3 separate regions of the Homo sapiens genome follow, and all the other regions are linked to region 2. Evidence: chromatin loops called from intact Hi-C (ENCODE). Cell type or tissue: PC-9. All regions are shown on one strand. Links, peaks and the distances in the headings refer to the core of each region. The heading gives the core; the rest is flanking DNA.

Region 1 (4,141 bases), core at 1,058-3,557, 1.0 Mb before region 2:
ATATTATTGGTTTATAAAAATGCTGCTGGTTTTTGTATATTAACTTTGTATCCTGAAACTTTACTGAAGTTGTTTATCAGTTCTAGGAGCCTTTTGGCAGAGTCTTTAGGGCTTTCTAGGTATAGAATCATATTGTCAGTGAAGAGAGATAATTTGATTTCTTTTCCTACTTGGAAGCTTTTTGTTTCTTTGTCTTGCCTAATTGCTCTGGCTAGGACTTCCAGTACTATGTTGAATAGGAGTGGTGGGAGTGGGCATCCTTGTCTTATTCCTGTTCTTAAGGGGAATGCTTCCAGCTTTTGCCCATTCTGTTTGATATTGGCTGTGGGTTTGTTGTAGATGGTTCTTAGTCTTCTGAAGTATGTTCTTTTGATGCCTAGTTTGTTGAGGGTTTTTTTTTAATCATAAAGAGATGTTGGATTTTATTGAAAGCTTTTTCTGCATCTATTGACATGATCATATGATTTTTGCTTTTAAGTTTGTTTATGAGGGGCGAATAACATTTATTGACTTGTGTATGTTAAACCAACCTTGCATTCCAGGAATAAAGTCTACTTGATGGTGGTGAATTGACTTTTTTGTGTGCTGTTGGATTTGGTTTGCTAGTATTTTGTTGAAGATTTTTGCATCTATGTTCTTCAAGGATATTGGCCTATAGTTTTCTTTTTTTACTGTGCCGTTGCCAGATTTTGGTATCAGGATGGTGCCAGCTTCATAGAACGAGTTAAGGAAGGGTCCTCCTTGATTTTTTTCTACCAGCAAATTCTACCATCTTTTGGACTCTCATTATGAGCAGGTCACTGAGCAGGACACTGGGTAGGGTGCCTTAAAAGCAGGATCACATTGTATCTTCACATTAACCCTACAAGAGGGATGTTATTATTCCTATTTTACAGGTAAGAGCAAACTGAGGCTTAGGAGGGATAAGGAACTTGTTCAAGGTCAAGATTATCTAGCTAGCAAGGAGTGGAGTTGAGACTCTCAGCTCACACAACTAACCCCAAGGCCCAAGCCAGAGACCGCTCCTCTGTGCTGCTCCCAGAGCTGGGCTGGGGAGGCACCACACTTCCCACAGGGGAGGAGAGGGAAGGTTTAGTCACAGAAGCTGGAAGCTCCCCAGCCCTGCCCATGTGTAGGTTGCTCAGGGACCTGTTATTTCACAGTGTCACTCTGGTTCTGTCTGAGAGGCATGTGACTGGCTAGGATGTGGAGACTTATCTTCAGGTCACACCTGGCTGGGGATGCTGGTGTGCAGGGCATAGTGTGCAGCCTGTGGGGTACAACTGCTCACCCTGGACGTTCCTGGGCCTAAGCTAGTGACACCAGCGCTGTGAGTGCTGCTTGCTTACTCAGGGCTGCTCTAGGTGTGGGTGCTCCTGGCTTGTCTGCCGGGTGGGGTGGGAGCTGTGCTGAGTCTCCACTGTAGAGGAAGGTAAAGCCTCACGTCCAGGAAGGCTCACTCACATGTACTTGGAGGATCCTCTGTCCAAAGCACAGCAACAAGAGACTGATTTGAAATGAGGATGTAGGGTTGGGGGTGCCCTATGAGGAAGCCCTGGGTAAGTCTTGTCAACCTGAGCTTCTTGGGATACCCCCATGGCCAACGGAACAACTTCTTAGAACTAGAAGTACAGACCAAATGAGCCAAAAGAGGAACTTGCAGATCACTTGGTCTGATGTCCTCATTTTATGGATGAGGAAACTGAGGTTTGAGGGAAGCTGTGACTCATCTAAAGTGACAAAACCAATGAGAGGTGGAGGCGAGCAATCTCCTGATTCCTTGCCACACCTGCAGGCCACTCAAGGCCTTCCTTGTAGTGATAAAATCTTTTTTCATCTTATTATCAGCTAAGTCCATCCTTCTGTTGGACTTCCTACACCAGCTCCTCCTGGGCCAAACCAGACAGTCCCTTTCACTGCCCAAGTTGTTCATTCCTCTATCTGGGTGTTTGCCCACATTGTCACTCTGCCTGGACCTGCAGTAGCTGCTCATTTGTCACAGTGGCTTGTCTGCTGAACTCCTCCTTATCCTTTACAACTGGGATCAAAGATCTCTTCCAGGAAGCAGCCCCCTCTACTGTCCCCACTGGAAATGGTCCCTTCCTCTTCTTTTCCTGAACCCATTGTTTGGGCTTCTCTGTAGGATGAGTTATCTACTTTCTTTTTATCACAACAGTTTACAACCTGTGCACATGTTCCTCAGGGCACTGGAAGAAGAGAGGGGTGGGTATTGGAACCTCTGGCTTGGATGTGAGAAATCTGAGACTCAAGAATGTTAGATGACTAATGAGTGGCGGAGCAGACTCAGACACCCAGGCCTCCTGACTCCCACGCCATTTGGACAGGAGCCAGAATGCATCTCTGGGAATGGTTCCCCCAAAGTTGTGCAGTGCGCAGCCTATGAGGCTGTATTTGGCGGTCGCACCTCTGTGCCTGGTACAGTGCCCTAAATAAGGCAGATGCTCAGTAAGTGTGGGTGGATTCAGTGGAACCACAGTGCAGAGGCAGCTCTCTTTTCTCTTCTTCCTTCCCTGTTTCCTTCTCAAATCTGTTTTTTTCTCCCCTCTTTAACTCCCTGCATTTTCCACTGAATTTTTCATTGGGAAGAAGCACATTTAGAGATGTGAAGCACACACTTTGCTGGGCTTCAGCTTTGATGAATCTTTGATGCTGACACTGGGGAGGCAGATGCTGCAGCAGATTGGGGGTGGGGAGGGAGGGGTTGGGGAGGGGCCTCTAAGGGCATGATTTCCCCCTCCCCTGCCCCTTCCAGAGGGAGCTCAAAGCTGCCACTTGCCTTGCCCAACTGTGCTCTACAGCATGAATTGTGTGTGAGTGCTGGGGCATGAGGTGGGTGAGAGAGTGCATGCTGGAAGTGGGAGGGGCCAGATGAGGGGGAGGGCAGTTGCAAGTCACCAGTACCTCTGACATCACCCACATTAACCTTAGCTCCCTCCACTTCCCCTCACTTCTCCATGAATGTGGAGGTCATATCAATTTCTAGCTGTGTGACGTGGTGAGGCACTTAATCTTTTTGAGTCTTAGTTCCTCAATAGTCCATTGGAGATGCTAATACCTTCCTCCTAAGGCCACTGTGAGTAAACAAGACACCCTATTTGCTGTGCCTGACTCATACTACATGGTAAATATTTATTTATTCATTCCATTCACTTGTCCCTCTGTTGAAATTCACTTTTAAGAGCCTGGTGAGGCAAGGTTTGTTCAACATGAGTGGTTATCTGTGAGGCCCTGGGTGAGCCCTGCCTTGGAGAGCTGTTACTCATCTTTTCCTTTTCTTTTCTTTTCTTCTTTTTTTTTTTTTTTTTTTTTTTGAGACAGGGTCTCATCTTGACACCTAGGCTGGAGTGCAGTGGCACAATCACAGCTCACTGCAACCTCAACCTCCTAGGCTCAGTAGACCCTCCCACCTCAGCCTCCTGAGTTGCTGGGACTACAGGTGCGTGCCACCACACCCTGCTAATTTTTTGTGTGTGCCTGTATTTTTTGTAGAGGTGGGGTTTCTCCTTGTTGCCCAGGCTGGTCTTGAACTCCTGGGCTCAAGTGATTCACCCACCTTGGCCTCCCAAAGTGTTGGGATTGCAGGCATGAGCTACGGCGCCCAGCCTGATACTCATCTTTGCACAGTCTACACAACAGTAGTGGATAATGGACAGATGGAGACCCATCCTGGCATGGAGGTTCTGAGCTTCAGTTCTCACCTGACCTGGTGGTTGGACATGTGGCTCCAGTAACCCCTTCTGGGGGAGAGACTCTGCTTGAGTCACACTGGGTGCCCCTCAGTGCCGAGCACAGGTATCTGGCCCAGAGCACTGCTGGGCAACAGACCAAGGAGGATGGTGCTGGAGGACATTTGGGTGTGGTGAGAGGCTATCCCTTCCCCCTGATTTGCCGCTCTATACCGCCTCTGTCAGGGTTGTAGGACCCTTACCAGGCAGGGAGAGATGGTGATTGTTTTGTGGTCATTCCCCTGTAATTTGCTTCATATCATCTTTGCATGATTTGTAACTGCCCATCAGGTTCATCTTGCCTGCTGTCTAGACAGAGCCAATTTATCAAGATAGGGGAGTTGCAATAGAGAAAGAGTTCAATTCATGTAGAGCCGGCTGTACGGGAGACTGGA
Region 2 (4,141 bases), core at 1,139-3,638:
TCATCCTGCAAAAGCCTCTGATTTGGGCCCTGCTCGGGGGAAACCAGGCTAGGATACCCTCATCAAGATGTATCTGCAATGCCATCTGGGAAGAAGCACCTTGGGACTGTGGGGTTGGCTTTCTTGGAAGCCAGGAGTGCCCTGAACTCCCCATCCCAGCAGCAGATGCGCAGGCTTTGCAGACCATTGGGCCCCACCTCCCAGCCTCTCTGCTTGGCTCCCACATCCTGACTTGACTGTGTTGAAAGGCCCAGTCTGGTCCCTAGACTGAGTTCTATAAATAGCCAGTAGGTGTGTTTACCAAGAGTCACTAACCTTCCACTAGCAGGGACAACACGATACATTAGTTACTTGATGTTTGGAGGTTGCTTTGCTTAAGGCAAAGTGACTGATCCACCAGACCTGTCTGGTGGCCTGTATTCCAATTTGCCAGCCTGAGATCCTGGCGTAAAGCCCAGAGCTGCCGTCCATCTGGATGCTAGGTGCCTGGGTTCCCAGCTCAGTTCTACCATGGGCACTGTATGACCCTGGAGAAATCTCCAGGCCTCTTTGCCCTTTCCCTGTGAACTGAAAAAGAATGAGACATTCTCCAAAGTCCTTCAAGCTGCAACAGGACTAGAAAATCATACTACCTCCTGTGCTCGGAGAAACAAAGCTCAGGTCTACCCTCAGAACTCCACCCCAGGTAACATTCTCCCTGCACAACCACTCCTTAACAGAACATATGTATCTTCACTCCAGGGCTTGTTGGCCGGTATTTACATGGGGAAAAATGTGTGTATATGTCTCCAAAATTCAATATAACTTTTTTTAAAGGAATAATGTACAGGAAGAGAATTAAGGTGCATTCTAAATACAATTAGTAGACTGTCTGAAAGAAGTTATGTTTTGAAAAACATGAAAGTGGTGGCTAGGCGTGGTGGCTTGTGCTTGTAATTCTAGCACTTTGGGAGGTCAAGGTGGGCAGATCACTTTGGGCCAGGAGTTTGGGACCAGCCTGGCCAAAATGGCAAAATTCTGTCTCTACTAAAAATACAAAAATAAGCTGGGCATGGTGACACACACCTGTGATCCCAGCTACTCAGGAGGCTAAGGCATGAGAATCACTTGAACCCAGGAGGCAGAGGTTGCAGTGAGCTGAGACTGAGCCACTGCACTCCAGCCTGGGTGACAGAGCAAGACTCCATCTCAAAAAAAAAAAAAAAAAAAAAAAAAAGGAAAGAAAGAAAGAGAGAGAAAGAAAGAAAGAAAGGAAAGAAAGAAAGAAAGAAAGAAAAGGAAAGAAAGAAAGAAAGAAGGAAAGAAAAACATGACGGTGACAATGAAGTGGGTGGTGCCGCTTGGCTGTTGCTGGTACTAAGAGAGGCCAGGTTCCTGTTTACAGAGCAACTGCTTGTTAATGTCTATATTAATTATGTGGTGACCAAGAAGCAAAGCTTTAAGCATCTTACAACCTAGTATGACTGTTGGTTACAAATATAAGCATTTTACTGTATTTTAGTTAGAATTTAGGAAATTGGTTAAGGGGCTGGGTTAACCAGTAACAATATAACTTTTTTCCCTTTAAGAATAATGGAAAGACTATAAACAAAAAGAGATGAAAGGAAAGGAAATATGTTCCCAGAAGCATTTTCACACAGAACATCTCATTGTGGGGGATAGATTACTGACATTAAACAGGAGATGTCATGCAGTCTTCCCAACTGACAGGGCAGCTATATTCTTGGAAAATTTGGTATACTTTAAAGCCTTGCAAATATGCTTGATGTTTATTATGTAAAGCAAAGTTGAGTTTTCAGATTAGATAATCATCTAATCTACATCAGTGTCCTGAGAGACATTCGAAAGTCACGTGGAATGCAAGACAGTCCCCTATTGTGAGATGACCCACGCATTGTAGAGTGTCTTGTACCCTTGGTTTCTCACAGGCCACCCAATCATGCCAGCAGTGGCTTCTTAACATTGTGACCACCAGAAATACCCTACACACACATTTTTAAAGGGCCTCCCGGGGCGTTCCCATCTGCATGGAAAATTTGCCCTAAAGAAGAGTCACCACATACACTAGGGTAGCTGTGGGTTGGGTGCGGGAATGGGGCATTTATCATTTATTGAAGGTTTCAAGAACTTCCCCATTCTTTCCATGAGCTTTGTTAGTTTTTTCTTTTGTAAGACATGGGTGCAGTTTGAGACAAGGTCTCACTCTGTCACCCAGGCTGGAGTGCAGGGGCATGACTCACTGCAGCCTCAACCTCCCAGGCTCAAACAATCCTCTCACCTCAGTCTTCTGAGTAGCTGGCACACACCACCACACCCAGATATTTTTTTTAATTTTTAGCAGAGACAAGGTCTTGCTATGTTACCCAGGCTGGTCTTGAATTCCTGAACTCAAGCAATCCTCCCACCTCGGCCTCCCAAAGTGTTGAGATTACAGGCGAGAGCCACCACACCCAGCTTCTGTGAGCTTTTGAAAAAAAAAAAAAAAAAGTGCAATGGCATTCTAATATCATAAAAATTTGCTCTTTAAAGTGTACAATTCAGTGGTTTTTAGTACATTCACATTCATAAAGTTGTACAACCATCACCACTATCTAATTCTAGAACATCTTCATTGCCCTAAAAACAAACCCTGTACCTGTTAGTTGTCATGCCCCATCCCCCTCTCCTTCAAGCCCCAGCAACCACTAATCTACTTCCGTCTCTATGGATCTGTCTATTCTGGACATCACATAAATGGAATCATACAGTATGTGGCCTTTTGTGTCTCTGGGTTTTTCACTTAGCATAATATTTCCAAGGTTCATCTATGTTGTAGCCTGTATAAGTACATCATTCCTTTTTAATGGCTGAATTCACTTATTCAAATCATTGTATGGATATATACTAATTTATCAATTCATCATTTGATGGATGGTATTTCCTCTTGTTAGCTATTTTGAGTAATGCTGCTATGAATATTCACATAGGAGGTTTTGTGTAGATCTATTTTTGATTCTCTGGAGTATACACCTAGGAGTGAATTGCTGGGTCATATGGTAACTCTGTTTAACTCTTTGAGTAACTGCCAAACTGTTTTTCCAAAGTGGCTGCAGTACCACCCACTACGCATGAGGGCTCCAATTTCCCCACATCCTCGTCAACACCTATGGTTATCCATCTTTCTAATAATTGCCATCCTAGTGAGTATGAAGTGGTATCTCATTGTGGTTTTGATTTGCATTTCCCTAATGATTAATGACACCAAGCTCTTTTCATGTGCTTGTTGGCTATTTGTATATCTTCTTTGGAGAAATGTCTTTTCAAGTCCATTGCCCATTTTTAAATTGGGCATTTGTCTTTTTGTTGTTGAGTTGTAAGAGTTATTCACATATTCTGGATACAAGTTTATTGTCAGATACACAACTTGCAAATATTCTCTTCTATTCTGTGGGATAATCTTTCACTTTCTTGATGGTATCCTTTGAAGCACAAAAGTTTGTGATTCTGATGACGTCCAGTGTCTTCATTCTTCTTCGTTCTGTGTGCCACAGGTTTTTGAACCAGTTGCCCTGGCAGCCACACCTGCCCGAGCAAAGCCAGGCAATGAGGCTGCTGTGACTTGAATGGAGGCAACATCCTTCCAGTTTCAAAGTCTCTTGCTGGGATTTCATAAATAGAGTCTAATTTCTCTGGATAAAAAACTATGCCTGCCCAAGTTCAAATCTCCTCAGAATGGGTAGCTCCATCCCTAATAGTCATTCATGCCTTAGGGAAAACTACTCTCTCAGACCCTTCCTTACAGCAGACTGTGCTGAGTGGTGTGGAGAGAGGATAGGGACCCTGATCCTGGGGACAATGTAATCCAGGAGGGACAGAGGAAAGGCATGTTGGACAGTGTGGAAGGCCCATGCCACCTCTTTACTGAGAAAAGTTGTCCAAAAGCTGTCTTGTCCATGGGCCTTAGCTAGAAGCCTATCTGTTCTTTACCTCAAACCACACTTTCACATTTAGCCAGCAAAGGGCCCCGTTAAAATGCACATATGTTTCCTGGATGGGGACGCACTCGCAGGATGCTGAAGCTGGACTGAGAGGGATCCCAACACTTATCTCTTGCAGCTCCTCTGGATCTAAGTGAAGAAATCGAGGCCCAGAGAGGGCAAGG
Region 3 (4,141 bases), core at 1,058-3,557, 720 kb before region 2:
TGGATGGGAGACTGGGGACCAGAGCTCCTCTCCTCTGCCCCATTCCCAGAGTGCCAGAAAACTTCATTCTCACATGGTTGTCACTGCTCCTGATCCACGAAGTGACCTGGGGCTTTACCGGGTATCACAGCCTGGTCTGGGCCATGGAGAAGGGGACAATCAGGGTACCCTTTCATTTCTCCCACACAAGGCCTCTGAGCCCCAAAGACAGTCCCAGAAACAACTGGGCTAAGTGGGGTGAGACCTCCCAACAGGAACTGCCCAGGGGATCCCATGGGAGCAAACTAGACCGGTGCTACTAAAAGTGTGGTCCACAGACCAATCAGCTGCATCGGCATCACCTGGGAACTAGTTTGAAATGCAAACTCACAGGCCCTACACCCAACCAACTGAATCATAATCCCTGGGGGAATATGGGGGAGACTCTGTTTCAATGGACCCCTTGGGGTTTTGGATGCACGCCTGGGTTTGAGAATGACAGTCTGGATCCAGCCCACCCCTGAATATCCTCCCCAGATGTGGAAGTCTTGAGGCTATGGATCCCAAAAGTGTGATGGCTTGGCCTAAAACAGAGGATGTCGGGAAAATAGAAAGCTCTGGTACCCTCCCTCTCAGCTGCACAGCCTCACCTCCCACACTCCTCACCGCAGTTTCCAGCTCCATGCACACAAGACCCCTCCCTGTTCCGCCATGCTCTGAGCCTAACCTGTTCCCACTGCCAGAAATGCCTGCCCCACCCCACCTCCTCCCCACCCTGATGGTTCAGCCCCAACTCATGTCTCATTTGCATCTAACCAGAGCTGCTCCTGGCCTTTTCCAACCAGAATTCCTTTCTCCCTCCTGAGAGCTTCAGTAGCACTTTAAAAATAATACTCCTCGAGCAAAACTCTATTGCCTGTGTTCTCTGAGCAGTGCATGGGTCTTCTCTGTACTCTTGAGTTCCTAGAGGCTCCACCACTTCTAACAATGCCTGGCCACAGTAGGTACGCAATGCGTGCATGTGTGTGTGTGTGTGTGCGTGTGTGTATTGAACTCCAATTGCACTGACCGCAGGGTCCCCAAGGATCAGGGTCTGTGGCAAACTATGTGTTTGTTCCAGACCCACAGCAGATGTCATCATTTCACAACCAGCAAGGGCGCCAGGCTCCCTTCACCTTTCCTCCCCGGGGCCCTTACAGGTTGACCTCAGGGTTATCTCTCAGGTCACGTCAGGGAGCCCTGGCTCACCTTTCCTCCGCTGGTTTCCCCTAACACACACCCATGCCAGCCTCTGGCCAACCCCACCCTGTTGAGACACGTCAGGCTGGGCCCAGTGCCTGAGGCACACCTGGGGGCAGCTGTGCTCAGTCCAGGAAGACGCCTGTGGTGTGACCTCCTGCATCACTCCTGACCCAGATCCGTAGAGCTTGTCCAGGGTGCTCACACAGCTCTCCTCTGGGCCCCACACAAAGTCTGCCCCTTCCAGGAAGCCTTCCTTGGTGCTCTGACCTAGGAAGCAGGAGATGTGGGTTCTCTCACACGCCCCTTTCCCACATCCCAGCAGGCTCATGCCCAGATCCTCCGTGCCTCAGGACTACAGAAGCTTCCTTAGTCACAAGCAGGGAGACTCACCTGCCTGAAGGCAGCAAGTTGGCCCCATGGGCTGCTAGCTCCACATCCAGAAACAAACTTTATGAAGTCGGATCTTATTCCGACTCCCACCTACCCCCACTGACCCCCACTTCTCTGAGTCCTGCTCACTGGCGGGAGTGGGGTGCTCACCTCATTTGCTCCCTGCTGCCTCAGGGAGCTTGCACGTGCTCTTCCCTCTGCCAGCAATCCCCTTTCCCTAAGCATTTCAAACACAGTACTGGGAACTAGTGGCGAGTGCAGCAGATGCAGGGACTTGGCTGGGAGTGGGATGGAGAAGGAGGACAATTGTGCGATGAAATGGCAGGACATGGGAAAATACAAAATAATAAACATCAAAAGTGCTGTCACTAATCTGCTGGGTGACTTTGAGTGAGTCCTTTTCCCATCCTGGGCCTGAGAGATAAAAGGCTTGAATTCCGTATTGCCACAGCATCATGCTCCAATCATGAGAAATAACTCAGTGATGCGTGTGTGGAGGGGGAGGGCCCGTGCATATGTGATAGAGAGAGAGAGGTGGGGGGGATTCCTCCAAGCACACATGGGCCCATTTAACCAGATTCTGCTTCACCTTCTTTTCTTTAATCCCCAGAGATGTGGCTTGCTCAGTGAACTGCCACTAAGTGCTCCCTAGGCACCCACTGGTGTCAGGTCCTCTGCTGGGGCCTACAGACGGGTCCCTTCCTTGAAGGGCTCATGCCTGACGATCATTAGCAAAGCCTTCCTGTGTCTAAAGGATCGCTTACTCCCTGTTTGCTCAGAGCTCAGGAGGCACAGCCTCACTAGAAGGTTTGGAAAGCACCCTGCGGTGGAAGGTACGTCACTGGCATGCAAATTGGGAGGCTTAGATGGCAGATAAAAGATTGGTTTGTGTCACAGGCAACGCCAGCCAGAGTGGTGTCTTGTTACGGTGTCTCTGGGCTGGACTCGGTGCCCCTGGAATGTGAACGAGATGCGCGGGGAGGTTTCCTGTTGATTCTTGTCCTGGCAGAGTGGTCCACTGGCTTAGCTGCTTCTCAAGTTGCACAACACCTGGGCCTCCCAGCGGGTGCTGCTGGTGCTGGAGGGGAGAGAAGCCTCCGCCTGCAGGGCCAGTGCCCTCCTCTGCCCACTGCCCGAGGTGAAAGGTGGATTCCAGGCCAGGCCCGGGTCGGGAGGTGACCCCAGCTCCTCCCCAGGAACTCTCCCTGGGAGGGGCCTGGTTGCTCTGAAGGGCACACGGCAGGGATGACACTGGCTAAGGGGGGAACAGTGGCAGGCCAGGGGAGGAGGGGGCCGGGCTGCTGTCCCTTCCTCAGGGGAAGGCTTGGAGCAGAGCCATTAGCCTGCCTGAATCCTATTATATGCAGGGCAACCTGTGAAGACCTTTCCCGTATTCCCTGTTGGCCTCACCATGTAACTGAGAGGAAAGGTGAGGACATGGGAGATGAAGTGACTTGCCCTGGGATTGTTTTTTTCCAAAGTTCAGGGATCTGACCTCTAATCCAATGTCCTGTCTGAAGGGCTGTTTGCCTGGTTGGAGCTCCCCAGAAGCCGGCAAGAGGCAAATATGCATCAGTTCAGCAGGGCGAGGGGCAGCCCGGGCTACCATGGCCCATTTAGAGGGCTCAGCTAACTTCAGGGTGTCCTGAGGCCACCAGCCTGGCTGGGAATACTCTCCTGCCTTCCTTCCAGCCTTCAGTGGGAGCTGCGTCCAGCTGGGCAGTGACTCAGCAGCCCTCATTCCCACGTGTGTGGGAGAGCAGGCCTCTCTCCCGGCTGTCGGCTTGGCTCCGTTGGCCTGTCTGGGGGTGCCCCAGCAGTCAGCCTGCCATCAGCAAGGCCCTGGGGCTCAGGCCAGGCTTCCCACAGCTCAATCACAGAGTTTGCTTTCTTTCCAGCCCTCCAGCCTTTCCCCCTGAGACTGGAGGGCCACTTCTAAGTTCCTCTGGCCACCTCAACCGTCCACTCAGCCAGGGAGCCAGGCTGTGGGTGACTTCCTCAGCACTGTCCCAGAAACCCTGTGCTGTCCTCAGAAGCAGCCCACCTCCCAGAGCAAATAGCTTGTTTGCCAGGCTCACGGGCCTCCCCGCCTGCTCAGAGTGCGTCCTGTGGTGCATGAAGAGAAGGAACTAGGCAAAACCCAGGCAAGAAAACGAGGGAGGGAAGTGGATCTTGGCTGGACCTTTAACAGGATGTATGGGAGGGTGAGCTACGGTGAGACTGTGCAGGTAGGGCACTAGCCCATCTGCTCACGACCAAGAAAAACATCACCCCACATGCCCTGGCTCCAACCCCAGGGATGGCGGGCTGGCGGCATTGGCATAGCTGTGGAAGCTTGAGCAAGGCTCGTAAATTCTCAGATCCCGTTTCACCATCTGTAAAATGGGCATGCTAATGCCTGTCAGCCAGGTTTGCTCTACACAACACATACAACCCTTTTTCTAAAGGGCTTGGTGGAAGGCCTGCTCCAACATGTTTCAGACATGGATATTGCTTTCCATCCTATGTGTGAGTCCAACAAGATTTGTGC

The links. Hi-C counts contacts between places; a loop is a spot of excess contacts. Peaks named below come from ENCODE experiments on the same cell type or tissue, not always from the same donor. Only the 100,000 strongest peaks of a DNase experiment are listed, where the experiment ranks them.
Region 1: a loop joins it to region 2, with 19 times the contacts of the local background. A loop is called at or near these places in 10 of 110 quality-filtered maps.
Region 3: it touches region 2 in a loop (12-fold over the local background); 2 of 110 quality-filtered maps call a loop at or near these places.

Annotation. Positions count from the first base shown.
Region 1 is chr15:70,506,998-70,511,138 of GRCh38, reverse strand. No RefSeq gene overlaps it. Among named protein-coding and RNA genes, the nearest start is that of LINC02205, 3.1 kb to the right of the region's middle. In PC-9, for the core only: CTCF peaks have their summits at 1,875 and 2,082 (motif pointing left); DNase peaks (open chromatin) are centred at 1,168, 1,788, 2,268 and 3,058; H3K27ac peaks cover 2,500 bases.
Region 2 is chr15:69,479,153-69,483,293 of GRCh38, reverse strand. No RefSeq gene overlaps it. Among named protein-coding and RNA genes, the nearest start is that of LINC02896, 18 kb to the right of the region's middle. In PC-9, for the core only: no CTCF peak of the experiment used is centred there; a DNase peak (open chromatin) is centred at 2,193; H3K27ac peaks cover 1,521 bases.
Region 3 is chr15:70,195,161-70,199,301 of GRCh38, reverse strand. No RefSeq gene overlaps it. Among named protein-coding and RNA genes, the nearest start is that of TLE3, 99 kb to the right of the region's middle. RefSeq lists enhancers at 2,169-2,228, 2,299-2,578, 2,375-3,158. In PC-9, for the core only: no CTCF peak of the experiment used is centred there; DNase peaks (open chromatin) are centred at 1,331, 2,481 and 3,341; H3K4me3 peaks cover 617 bases; H3K27ac peaks cover 2,500 bases.